2 separate regions of the Homo sapiens genome follow, and region 1 is linked to region 2. A link is a contact called in ENCODE Hi-C or POLR2A ChIA-PET data. All regions are on one chromosome and are shown on one strand. The core of a region is the stretch at or near the end of the contact, and the rest is flanking DNA. Distances in the headings are between cores, read along the strand shown.

What was found. Hi-C counts contacts between places; a loop is a spot of excess contacts on that map. ChIA-PET counts read pairs that join two places held with the same protein, here RNA polymerase II (POLR2A).
Region 1: a loop to region 2 is called in a map of breast epithelium, with 13 times the contacts of the local background. The contact joins the enhancer-like site here to the promoter of EML6 in region 2. A Hi-C loop is called at or near these places in 1 of 168 maps with a recorded cell type or tissue (breast epithelium). POLR2A ChIA-PET finds 5 or more read pairs at or near these places in 1 of 52 experiments (AG04449).

Annotation. Positions count from the first base shown.
Region 1 is chr2:55,095,346-55,100,551 of GRCh38, reverse strand. It overlaps a transcript of RTN4 not described here. Among named protein-coding and RNA genes, the nearest start is that of RTN4, 47 kb to the right of the region's middle. Within about 2 kb of position 2,968, at least 12 of the 41 ENCODE cell types and tissues checked have a DNase peak (open chromatin) inside an H3K27ac peak, as active enhancers do.
Region 2 is chr2:54,721,435-54,727,063 of GRCh38, reverse strand. It overlaps EML6 (EMAP like 6), which reads right to left and starts at 3,402. Exons shown (of 42, transcript NM_001039753.4): 1 at 3,287-3,402; 2 at 1,806-2,515. The coding sequence starts at 2,002. RefSeq lists silencers at 2,199-2,348, 3,020-3,509 and an enhancer at 3,650-3,869.

The DNA.
Region 1 (5,206 bases), core at 1,719-4,218, 370 kb before region 2:
AGCCCACAGGTCTGCTGCTTCCCTTTCACTGTCTTCAGTTGCAGCAGTGCTGAGATCTTAACTCCTCGAACCTGACGAAAGAATTATGGCAAATGGCTGAATAGATCAAGATTTCATAATATGAATGGGCTTCCAGACAGAACCAGCATTAAGATTTATGTGATCTGGGATATGTCTTGTAATTCTACCAGTTTGATTAGAAAGGGATCTGGAGGGCTTGGGGAATGCCACCCCAATAGCTCCCTGTGTTCAACTAGGAAAGACAAGACGAATGTGGCTTGTCCAAGCCCCCAGTGCAAAGTAAGACCTTAACTCCGTAGTGGGGTCACTCCTAGCCAGGCTTCTGCTAATTTACCCCTTTCCAGACAAGTATAAAAAGCAGAAAGTACACTGGTGCTTGGTGACCTTATGAATGCCATTTGTTTTGTTGAATTTGGATTCCTTTACAGGAAATGTTCTAATATGTGCAAGTATTGCATCATTTAAAGTAGCAGATTAGTAGGACAAATGTTGCAGATGTAACTTAGACTAGTTCTCTAAAATAAGTCAGCATGTCACTAGATATGAATAAAATGTAAGTCCATGTTGCATATCAGTTGACCCACAGTGTAAGCAGGCAACAATGATGAGGCTGGAAAGAGACTAGTAATAAGAATAATAATAGTCAATGCTTACACAGCCCTATGTGCCAGGCCCTATTCTAAGCATTTTACATGAATCGCTTCATTTAAACTTTACAGGATTCTACATATTTAGCTACTGTTATTATTCTCTTTTCACAATTGAGAAAAACTGAAGCACAGATAAGTTGGTAAACTGGCACCGTGTCACATACATAATATGTGGCAGAGTGGTGATTCAAACCCAGACAGTCTACCTCTGGCACCTGCACTTTTAGCCACTAGTATGTCTGAGAAATTCAAAAATTTAAAGTCAGTCTCTAGCCAACCCAGGTGCAAAGAGCACCCCCAAATCCCTGATTGATGTCCTGAAATACCATTTCCCATGTCAAAGAGCCAGGCTCCTTGAAGAAATGGCTGAGTCAAGGTCTAGGGCAGGAAATGAACAAGGGATCCCTGAAGCACTTTGTCATATAGGTAGTGAGGAAGCTATTGAGGACTACAGGGTCATTCTCAAAAGGACAGCAGAACCAACTTAAAGAGGCTCCCAATGGCCAAAGGTGTCACAGTTTTGACATCAGTAGGGATAATACCAGCAATAGATTGAAACATCTCAAATATGTTTAAATCTATGAGTCCATAATGATGCTCAAAAAACTGGTCATGTTTAGAAGATGATTGGGAGGCAACTCATTATTGAACTGATAACCGGTAAATAAATTCTACCATTTTTTTCTGCCTTCCTTATATGAACTGTATGCCCCAGTAACTAAATAGTGCATGAGGTGAAGTTCTTGTTTAAAGAACTAATTCAGCCACTAAACAACAAAGGAGTAATAGAGTCCCCTTTCTATGGCCTCTAAAGAACTAATAGATCTAGGCCTTAAGGAGAAGTGATTGCTAACGTAACAAGAATACAGACAACCAAACAGTACGGACCTCCTGATGGATGAAGGAAGAATACACCCATTCATGAAGAAGTCTTGCCAAAAAGGCAAATTCAAATCTTACCAAGTTTCTTGTTCCAAATGCCAATTTAGAAAATAGAGAGGACAGAGGAACATGTTGCACTACATTGGGGGAATGAAGGCAGCAAAAAACTAGACTATGAGAAACTCTACGGAACAAATGACCTGATTTCGTCAATAAATAATTCGCAAGAAAGGGGGTTCAGGGGGAAACCTATAGATTAAAAGAGATTTAAAAGGCATATTGATGAATTGCAACATGTGGACCTTATTTGGATCTTAATTTTTTAAAATTAAAAGAAATTGCATTTATGAGAAAATTGGTCATTTGAACAATGACTCGATATTGATGTTAAGAGATTATTGTTATTTTTTTGGGGTGTGATAATATTATGGTTTTAAAAAACTCTTCTCTTTTACTGATAAGATATGTTCTCTGGCATTTGCTTCAAAATAATATGCAATGGAGTTGGAAGTAAAGATAAAAGAGAATTGACCCTGCGTTGATAATTATTGAAGTTGGGTGATGGGTATTTGGAGGTTTATTATTATTCTGTTACTACATAATGGTTTTAAATTATTATAATAAAATGTTTTTAAAAATTAAGTGCCTAAGTTTTAGGTTGCATAAAGTATACACTCTTTCTGATCAAAGAAAGATATTTTTACTTTAGACACTAGGATTATAAGTCCAAATGAATGAATAATCCTTAAATCTCCACCACAAGACCACAAACATTTACTAAACACCAGCTTTGTGCTGGGTACTGGAAATCCGGACATACTTCTGCCTCTAACAGGTGAAAAAGAAAATGGGACAACACTAGCCCTAATCTAAAATGACTGGAGATGTGATAAAGGGAGTACAAAGAAATACCGTAGCACAGTGCAGAGGTTAATTCCATCTAGGATAGTAACAGCTGGGAGATGGCCTTTGATAAAATTGTGTGAGGTAGAAAAAGAGATTGGGGGAAGGGCACAGAGGAGAAAGATGAGGCTGAAGGTTGATGAGGAGGGGCGGGAGTGCTGAAGGCTTCCATATGTCATTCTTGGCCCTTCAGACTCCACCTGCTTCCTGGGGGAATTTCACTTTTCCTGCTCTTGCCTATACACTGGTGATTCAAATGATTCAGAAATCCTTATCTCCAGCCCTGACCTCTATCCTGAGTTCCAGAACAGCCTGTTCAAGTGTCAGCTCTTCATTATGGATTTCACTTCAAAGTCAACATGTTCCAAAACTGAGCTCATTATCTTTCCCAGCAACCTATTCCGTCTCTCATATTCCCAATGTTTATGAAAGTGTTCAAGATAGAATCCTTAGAGGCCTGGGTGGCGTCTGCAGCTCTACCTCTGACAGTCTGCCTCTTCGAGGCCTCCTGAAGCTGCCCCTCCTCCTTCCCCCACTGCTGTCTCCTTGGTTCAAGCTTTGCCATCTCTGGGGCAATAGCAAGTGTCTTCCAACTGCTCTTTCTGCCTCCAGTTTCTTCTTGTTTTGATCTTGTTTTCTATTATTCTCTTAGAGTACCAGTGTTCCAAAGCTTTCTTTACAAGAAGTACCTGGGGTTTGATTACAAATGCAGAATTACCAGGCTTTCCCCCCAACCCCAGAAATTCTGATTCTGAGTCTGGACTGAGGCCAAGGAATTTTTTTTTTTTTTTTTTGAGACAGAATTTCACTCTGTCATCCAGGCTGGAGTGCAGTGGCACAATCAGGGCTCATTGCAGCCCTGACCTCCTGGGCTCAAGCAATCCTCCTTTATCACAATTTAGCTCTTACTCATCTTTTGCAAATACTTCCATATTAAATTGCTTAGTGGCCATGCCTTAGTTCGTGCTGTGCCCTCTGCCTAGAACTTCTCTTGGCCTCTTGTCTGCTTGGTGAACTTTTTTCTTTATTGAAATCATTGCTCAGATATCACTATCTTAGTATAATCTCCCCTAAGTACTGGGGCCACAGTGAGGGGCTTTGGCCTAGTTGCTCCCTTTAAAATTTGTACATGCCCAAATAAATACCTCGCATCTACCTAACAACCTTGCAATTATCCATTTACAATGACTGTCACTCCAACTACACCTCATTCCTTGAGTGTAGGGAAGCCTTTCTTCGTATTTTTTGTATTCCTGGGCCCAGAAAGCTGCCTGGCACAGGACAGAAGCTTAATAAACAGTAACTGCTGCAGCATGACAGAATGAGCAGAGGGTGTGGTGGAGTGCTAGCATGGCACCCAGATCTCAGGGCAGGAGCCAAAACTGGAAAGTAGCTTGCGTTCAGATTGAGAAAAAGACCCCAAAGCAACACTGAAAACCTTGGACCTTAACTTCCAACTAAGACAAAAGTTTTATTCCTAAGTGGGATTATTTAGCCAGAGAAAGGCTATGATTAGAGCTTTGATAACGTGGTGCAGGATGCTGAGAACAGTCTGGGAACTTAGACTTGAGACTGTGGAGATAATGCTGATGAGGAGTGGGTTCTGGGAGAGAACCTTGAGAGATATATTAGATGAGGCCTGATGAATGATAGATTCCAGGGATGGGAGAATGAGGAATCAAAAATCACTTGGAAGCTCAGCCAAGAGATCAAGGTCAGCATCAGCAGTGATAAGTCCTGGTGGTAGCATGCACTCTTTTTTTTTTTTTGAGGCAGAGTTTTGCTCTTGTTGCCCAGGCTGGAGTGCAATGGTGTGATATTGGCTCACAGCAACCTCCGCCTCCCGGGTTCAAGCGATTCTCCTGCCTCAGCCTCCTGAGTACCTGGGATTACAGGCATGCGCCACCACGCCCAGCTAATTTTGTATTTTTAGTAGAGACGGGGTTTCTCCATGTTGGTTAGGTTGGGCTTGAACTCCCGTCCTCAGGTAATCCACCCGCCTCGGCCTCCCAAAGTGCTAGGAACAGGCGTGAGCCACCATACCCGGCCCAGCATGCGCTCTTATATGGTGGGATGAAAATGGTACTTTACCTCTGTAGTCTCTCTCCCAATAACCCATAACCACTGTCCCATTAGGAGAAAAGCATCAGATAAATCCCAAGTGAGGGACATTCTACAAATTGCCTGATCAGTCCCTGCTCAAAACTGTCAAAGGTAGCAAAAACAGGGAAAGTCTAGGAAACTGTTAGAGCCAAAAGTAGCCTAAGAAAGCATGACTAAATGCAATGTGGTATCCTGGATGGGATCCTAACAGGAAAAGGGCATTTGAAATCTGCATAGAGCTTGGGCAACATAGTGAGATCCCCATCTCTACAAAAAAAATTTAAAAATTAGCCAGGTGTGGTGGCGAGTGCCTATAGTCCCAGCTATTTAGGGGAGTCAGGGGCAGGGAGATAGGGAGTGCCGAGGTGGGAGGACCACTTGACCCTGGGAGGTCAAGGCTACAGTGAGCCCTCATTAAGCCACTTATACTCCAGCCTGGGCAGCAAAGTAAGACAGGGTTTCACTGAAAGAAAAGAAAAAAATCTGAATAGTGTGGACTTCAATTAATAATGTATCAACATTGGTTGGTTCATCAATTATAACAAATGGACCTCACAAATATAAGATGTTAATTTTTAAAATTATTTTACAAAAATTAATTGAAGGTAGATGATGATGTGATTAACCTCATAATAATATTTGGGTTT
Region 2 (5,629 bases), core at 2,153-4,652:
GGCTGCTTGTCATAACAACGGTTTACTGCAACTCCACCCTTTTCCCACCTTCAGCTTCAACAGTGCATTTGGTTTTTTTCCTTGTATCAGAGAAAAAATTAGGATTAGGAGTTCAAATCCACAAAGTAGTTCAGTGAACTGTCACATTAATATTATTTAACCACAGAGAATTTTCTGTTTAATTGCCACTCTCTCCCTTCACCCAAAGGACTACATCTTATTTTGATGCTGTAATGGAAAGCACTGCATTAAGACAGAGAGAGCAAAAACATAATGGGTTTAAATTTTTAAACATCTAACCTTTTCATGAGTCATTGTTAATCATTTGCACCTGTAACTTTCATAATCAGCCTAGCAATTAGAGAAGCAAAATCTGCAGAACAAAACTATGTAAGGATGCCCCAAGCACAACAACTACCATGTTAGGGAGGGAAGAAAAAAAGCTATTTGTGTCATACGTGACATGAAAAAAGTTTTACATGCTAGTTCCACTAAATCTTGAGAACATTAGCACTCCCATCTTCAAAAAAAGTCAAGATTTTTTAAAATCTGTAGTTTGAATATTAAGTGCTTGCCTTCTGTAACAATTTTTCAACTTTAGGTCTCAGAAAAAAAAAAGGCTCTGGAATATAAGCACATCATTAGGAAGGGAAAAAAAAGCTGATCTTTGAAATCATTCTCTGCACTGAGAAATTAGGAGCATGGACATGACATCACTTCATTTATTTCATTGTGAAAGACAAACTTAGAGCAAAAGTGGCAATATTCTGAGAATGTAATGGTAGTTGTTCTACATCAATGAAACACACAAGTTTGGAAGGTATAAATATGGTCTCTGTCAGTTGTAGTCCATCCTCAGCAAGTCATTTTCCCTGTGGGCTGAGGCTCCCATATGACGAAAATCTTCCTTAACTGCTGAAGGCTGAAAAGGATTCCCTGTGAACAGCATCTGGCCCATACCTTGTTTGCTCACATAAAAGCTGACAAGGGCTGGAGGAAAATGTGTCTGGTCCAAAGATGAGAGGATAGGGCCAAGAATCACAATATAACCCCTTTCCATTTAATCGGGAGGGCCCCTAAAACGGCCATTCATCCAAATGAGCTCTCCTGTCAGTCAGTCTTGGGCCATCCGCTAGCAGATGTTGGTCATTGTGTGGGCTGGCTGGTAGGATTTTGTGATCCAGCAGCTGCCAGCCTTTAATAACCTCAATGATGCTGTGGAAGCATCCATTTAGTGTATAAATATGCTTTGGGCATTAAAACACTGCCAAGTGAAATATTAGAGAACAAACTCCCCACCCACTGCAGAAATTTCCCAGGTCCAAAGCATCTGAGATGAAGATTCCAAATTACCAGTAGTAAAATTTCTTTTAGATCTTTTTTAATCCTCTTGCTTACTGAGAAACCCACTGAGGAGCCTCCCAAAGATGATGCCCACACTTCAGGTTATTGGTCCTACCGTGCACCTGGTTAGGGAAGGAAGAAGTGTTTCATAGTTACCCAGGCTCCTTCCACTTGTAGCAGGAAAGAACAGCAAGAAAGCATCAGAACACTCAACTCCTTGGAGATTTAAAAGCCAGAATTCCGGAGGGATACAGCGAAAAGACATCTCTCCCTCCTCACCTACACTCCCCACACTGTTTCTGCCCTGGCCCTAGAATCAGCAGCCCTTCAGTAATTCCATGCGGCTCCAGAGAGAATCCTCTATTCCACGGGGCTCCCGGATCCGACCCCAGGTCAACCGCTTCCCACCTTCCCAGCCTCCACACGCAACCCCTCCCCGCCGCCCCTGGCCACCCCCTTACCTGATAATGTCGTCGTTGTGTCCCAGGAAGAATTTTTGGCTGTGCTCGCGGGTGTTGTAAACCACCCCGACCCCAGCCACAAAGTAGACCACCTCCTTGCCTGCCGTGTAGTACAGGTTGTTGCGGCACTGGTGACCCCGGTACCCGTACACCCACTCCAGCCGGAGCTGGCAGCGGGGCGCCGTCCGATCCGCCATGATAAGCCGACCCCGCGCGCCCCCCGCCCCCCCGCGCGCCGGGGCCGTCCTCGCCGAGGCTGGGGCTGCGGCGGACCTGCAGGGGCTCAGCGCGCGGCGCAGGGCGCTGATTTCCGCGGCGACACACAGGCACAGCCCAGCGGGCCGGCCGCCACCATCATCCGCTGCAGCCGCCGCAGACAAGCCGCCGCCGCCGGTGTGCGGCCGCCAGACCCCGCCGGGCGCCGGGCTCCCTCTACCCGGGCAAGGCGGCTCTGGGGGCGCCGGCACCGGCGCGCGCGCCTCACTGCACCTGCGGGCTCCGGCCCCCGGGAGAGGCTCTCGGGGGGGCCACCCCGCCTTTTACATCAGGAATCTGCATATCCCAACAGCGATCACCCAGTTCGCTCACTGAAGTTTGCGGTGCGCCGGGGCTTCGCGGCAGGCGGCGGGATTTATTCTGCGATAGCCTTGATTTGACAGGCAACCCGGGTGAGCTCTGCCATCGCCGTCTTTGGATCCGAAATTGACAGTCTATATCCAGGAAGCGAGAGCGAGGAAGAAAGAAACAGATTTTTCGCATAAGTCACCCAATCCAAGAAAATTATCCCCAAACTAAACCAAGTTGGGTATTTTTAAAAATTGTCCCCTACTCCCGCTTTCTCTCTCCAGTTCCATCTCCTTAATGATATGAAATATGCGTAAATGCTGCTGCCTGGCAGTTGCTGATGCGATTTGAAGGAACGCTTGCTGTTTCCCTAATAAGCGAGGGCGAATATGCAATGGTCATTTTTTAGATGCTCCAATTAGTTTTCATGTGTGTGTTTAATAATCATATCCTCCGTGAACCTTCTCTTCACCGAGAAAGCCATAAAGAACTTAGCAGCTCTCATTGATCAGCAACTCCAATCCGCATCATGAAAGATTGTCTTACTCGGAAGAAACGAGGCACTAGTGCAGTCGGAGGGAGTGCGCTACCTACAAACGCTCCTGGTCGAGGAGAAATCAAATAACAAGTGGCAAAAATCGTGTACTTCTCCCCAGAAACCTCTGCGCTAAACACCGGGTCCCACGGAATCCCGGGTCCTGCCCTGAGCCCAGCGTGGAGAGGGGTCGCCCGAGGGACCCGGGGGACAGCAACCCCCCACAGACGCACACGTCCCGGGGGTCGGCGCGCTGCGCGAGGGATGCCCGCCCTCAGGACTGTTCGGCCCGCGCGCACTGCCGCCCTGGCGGCGCCCTGCACTCCTCCCACTCTCGAACCAGCCTCGCCCGCGGAGCATCCGCGCGCTCTCTGCCTCTAACCTCTGCTGCCAGCGGACGCCACCGGCGCGTCCCGGATCCCGCGCGGGCGAGCGAGCGAAATCCTCTGCCTGCCCTCCCCTCCCCGCCTCCCGCACCCGGGGATGGACTTCGTCACTGGGGCGCCGCGGGAGACAGGTTCTTCCTCCAGCCGGGGCTCCGGGGGCGGGGCCACAACGCCGCGCTAGTGAACCTCAGCTGCCGGTTACTAGGCGAGATCTCGCCGCTTGGAAACAGCGACGCCCCGGAGGACTGGGGCCGCCCCCTCCCTCTGCCTGTCCCTGTGGCCTCTTCCCCCGACGCATCCTGGGAAGTGTAGTCCTCTCTGCGCCGGTTAGGGCGGACAGCGCGCGGAAGGGACCACAAGTCCCAGGATTCCGCGCGCCCAGAGGGAGTCGCAGCGAGACCTGTACCGGCGTCAGCGGAGCCTGCGGCTCTCGGGGTGAGGAGATCCCGGCTCACCAAGGACGATTGCCTGCCCACGCGGGCGTTCCCTTGTGACTGAGGCGGGAGCTGGCGTGCGTGGGTCTCTGTAGAGAAAAGCGGTGGAGTTGGAATGGAGACGGTCTCCCAGCCCACCACTGGAATTTCTCCTTCATCGGTCTCTGAGTGTTGCTGTAACCGACATCCTCACCATGCTGTAACTGACTCAAGCTTAAGTTTGTTTCCTACTTAAGTTTTCCTTTTCATTCACATGGATTTTAATTTGTTAAAGTGCAGTTCTGCCAAGTTTAAGAAAAATGCTGGGAATGTGAGCTCACTTCTGCCCTAAGAACCAGCGTCTTCCCATGACCTGCGTCCTAAATTAGAGGACTTGGGTATTTACAGATAACCGGAGGTTGGAAGCAGGAAGGTGCTCACGCCATGAACAGCTAACCTTGGCCTTCAAACGCAGAAGCTGGTGGCATTTCTCCTAAAACTGCCCGAGATGAACTATGAATCCACTGTGTTCTCAAGTAGCCTATTTCCAATTTAGGGCCATAGCTAGTCTTTGGAAAGAGATTTCAAAATCCCAGTGACTAAGAGGCTGCAAAAGGATGATGGATTGGACGTTTGGAACGTCCTTTCCCTCCCATGCTTTCAGTGTAATCGCTTACTCAGTTCATCTCCCTCAAGTTTTAAGACAACCCTCCGACCTGGTAGGAAAGCTCGAAAGAACTGGAAGTGCCAGAGTTTGGATGATTTGTTGCTGCCCGCAGTAATGAGGATTTGAATTGGTCTCATCTTTGTTTTTAAGGAAACAGAATCAACAAATAAGTGAGATGGCACTGTGCTAGGCAACAAGAACACTGCCAAAAACAAAAACACGGCCTGAGAAAGGTTTGAGATAGAAGCAAAAATATAGTTGATCAATGATGTCGTGCCATAAAACAGTGCCAAATGAATTATATAAAGACAGTAAGTTTTTGTTGTTCTTTTTGTTTTGTTTTGTTTTGAGACAAAACAGGCCGTTGCCCAGGCTAGAATATCGTGATCTTGGCTCACTGCAACCTCCGCCTCCTGGGTTCAAACGATTATCCTGCCTCAGCCTCCTGTGTAGCTGGGATTACAGATACGCACCACCACGCCCAGCTAATTTTTGTATTTTTAGTAGAGACAGGGTTTCGCCCTGTTGGCCAGGCTGGTCTCCAACTCCCGACCTCAGGTGTTCTGCCCGCCTCGGCTTCCCAAATTGCTGGGATTACAGGCATGAGCCACTGTGCCTGGCCAGTAAGTTCTATATAAGAATTCAGAAGAGGAAGAGTTTTTCCAGATAAAATACATCAGGAAAAGTTTCATGGAGGAACTAGGAAATATAGATAGAATTGAGATAAGTAAAGATAAATTGAAAGAGCGTTCTACATGCGTTTAGGGAATAAACAAAAGTGTAGATGCAGAAAAGTGGATTTAGAGAACACTAAAGAGAATACCCAGTTTGGTGCAAGGGAGAATTCATATAAGATCAAGAGGACACATGAAAGGTTAGATTGTAGATGGAGCTCAGCATAGGGGTTTGCGCTGTATCCTTAAAATAATGGAGTCATTGATTTTTTGAATAAAAATAAGGGAATAGCAATGAAAGCAGTAATCAAAGCATGAGGTATTAGAAGTCTGGGGTAGTGCTTGAGGCTGCGTTAGAGATAGTGGCAGTGGTCTAGAAAGGAAGAGACACTTTCCAGAGAAAATGTACAAATGTATTGAAAAGAAGTCTCTTAAATAGAAATGGATGGAACATATTCATTTCCTAAATTATCTTTAGTATAACTAATGACCCCCATGCTGTACCAGACTGTTAAATGAGTTGGAGGAGTAAGTCTGAGTCAGCCACTTACAATTGTAACCTTAGGCAAATCACTAAATCCTCTG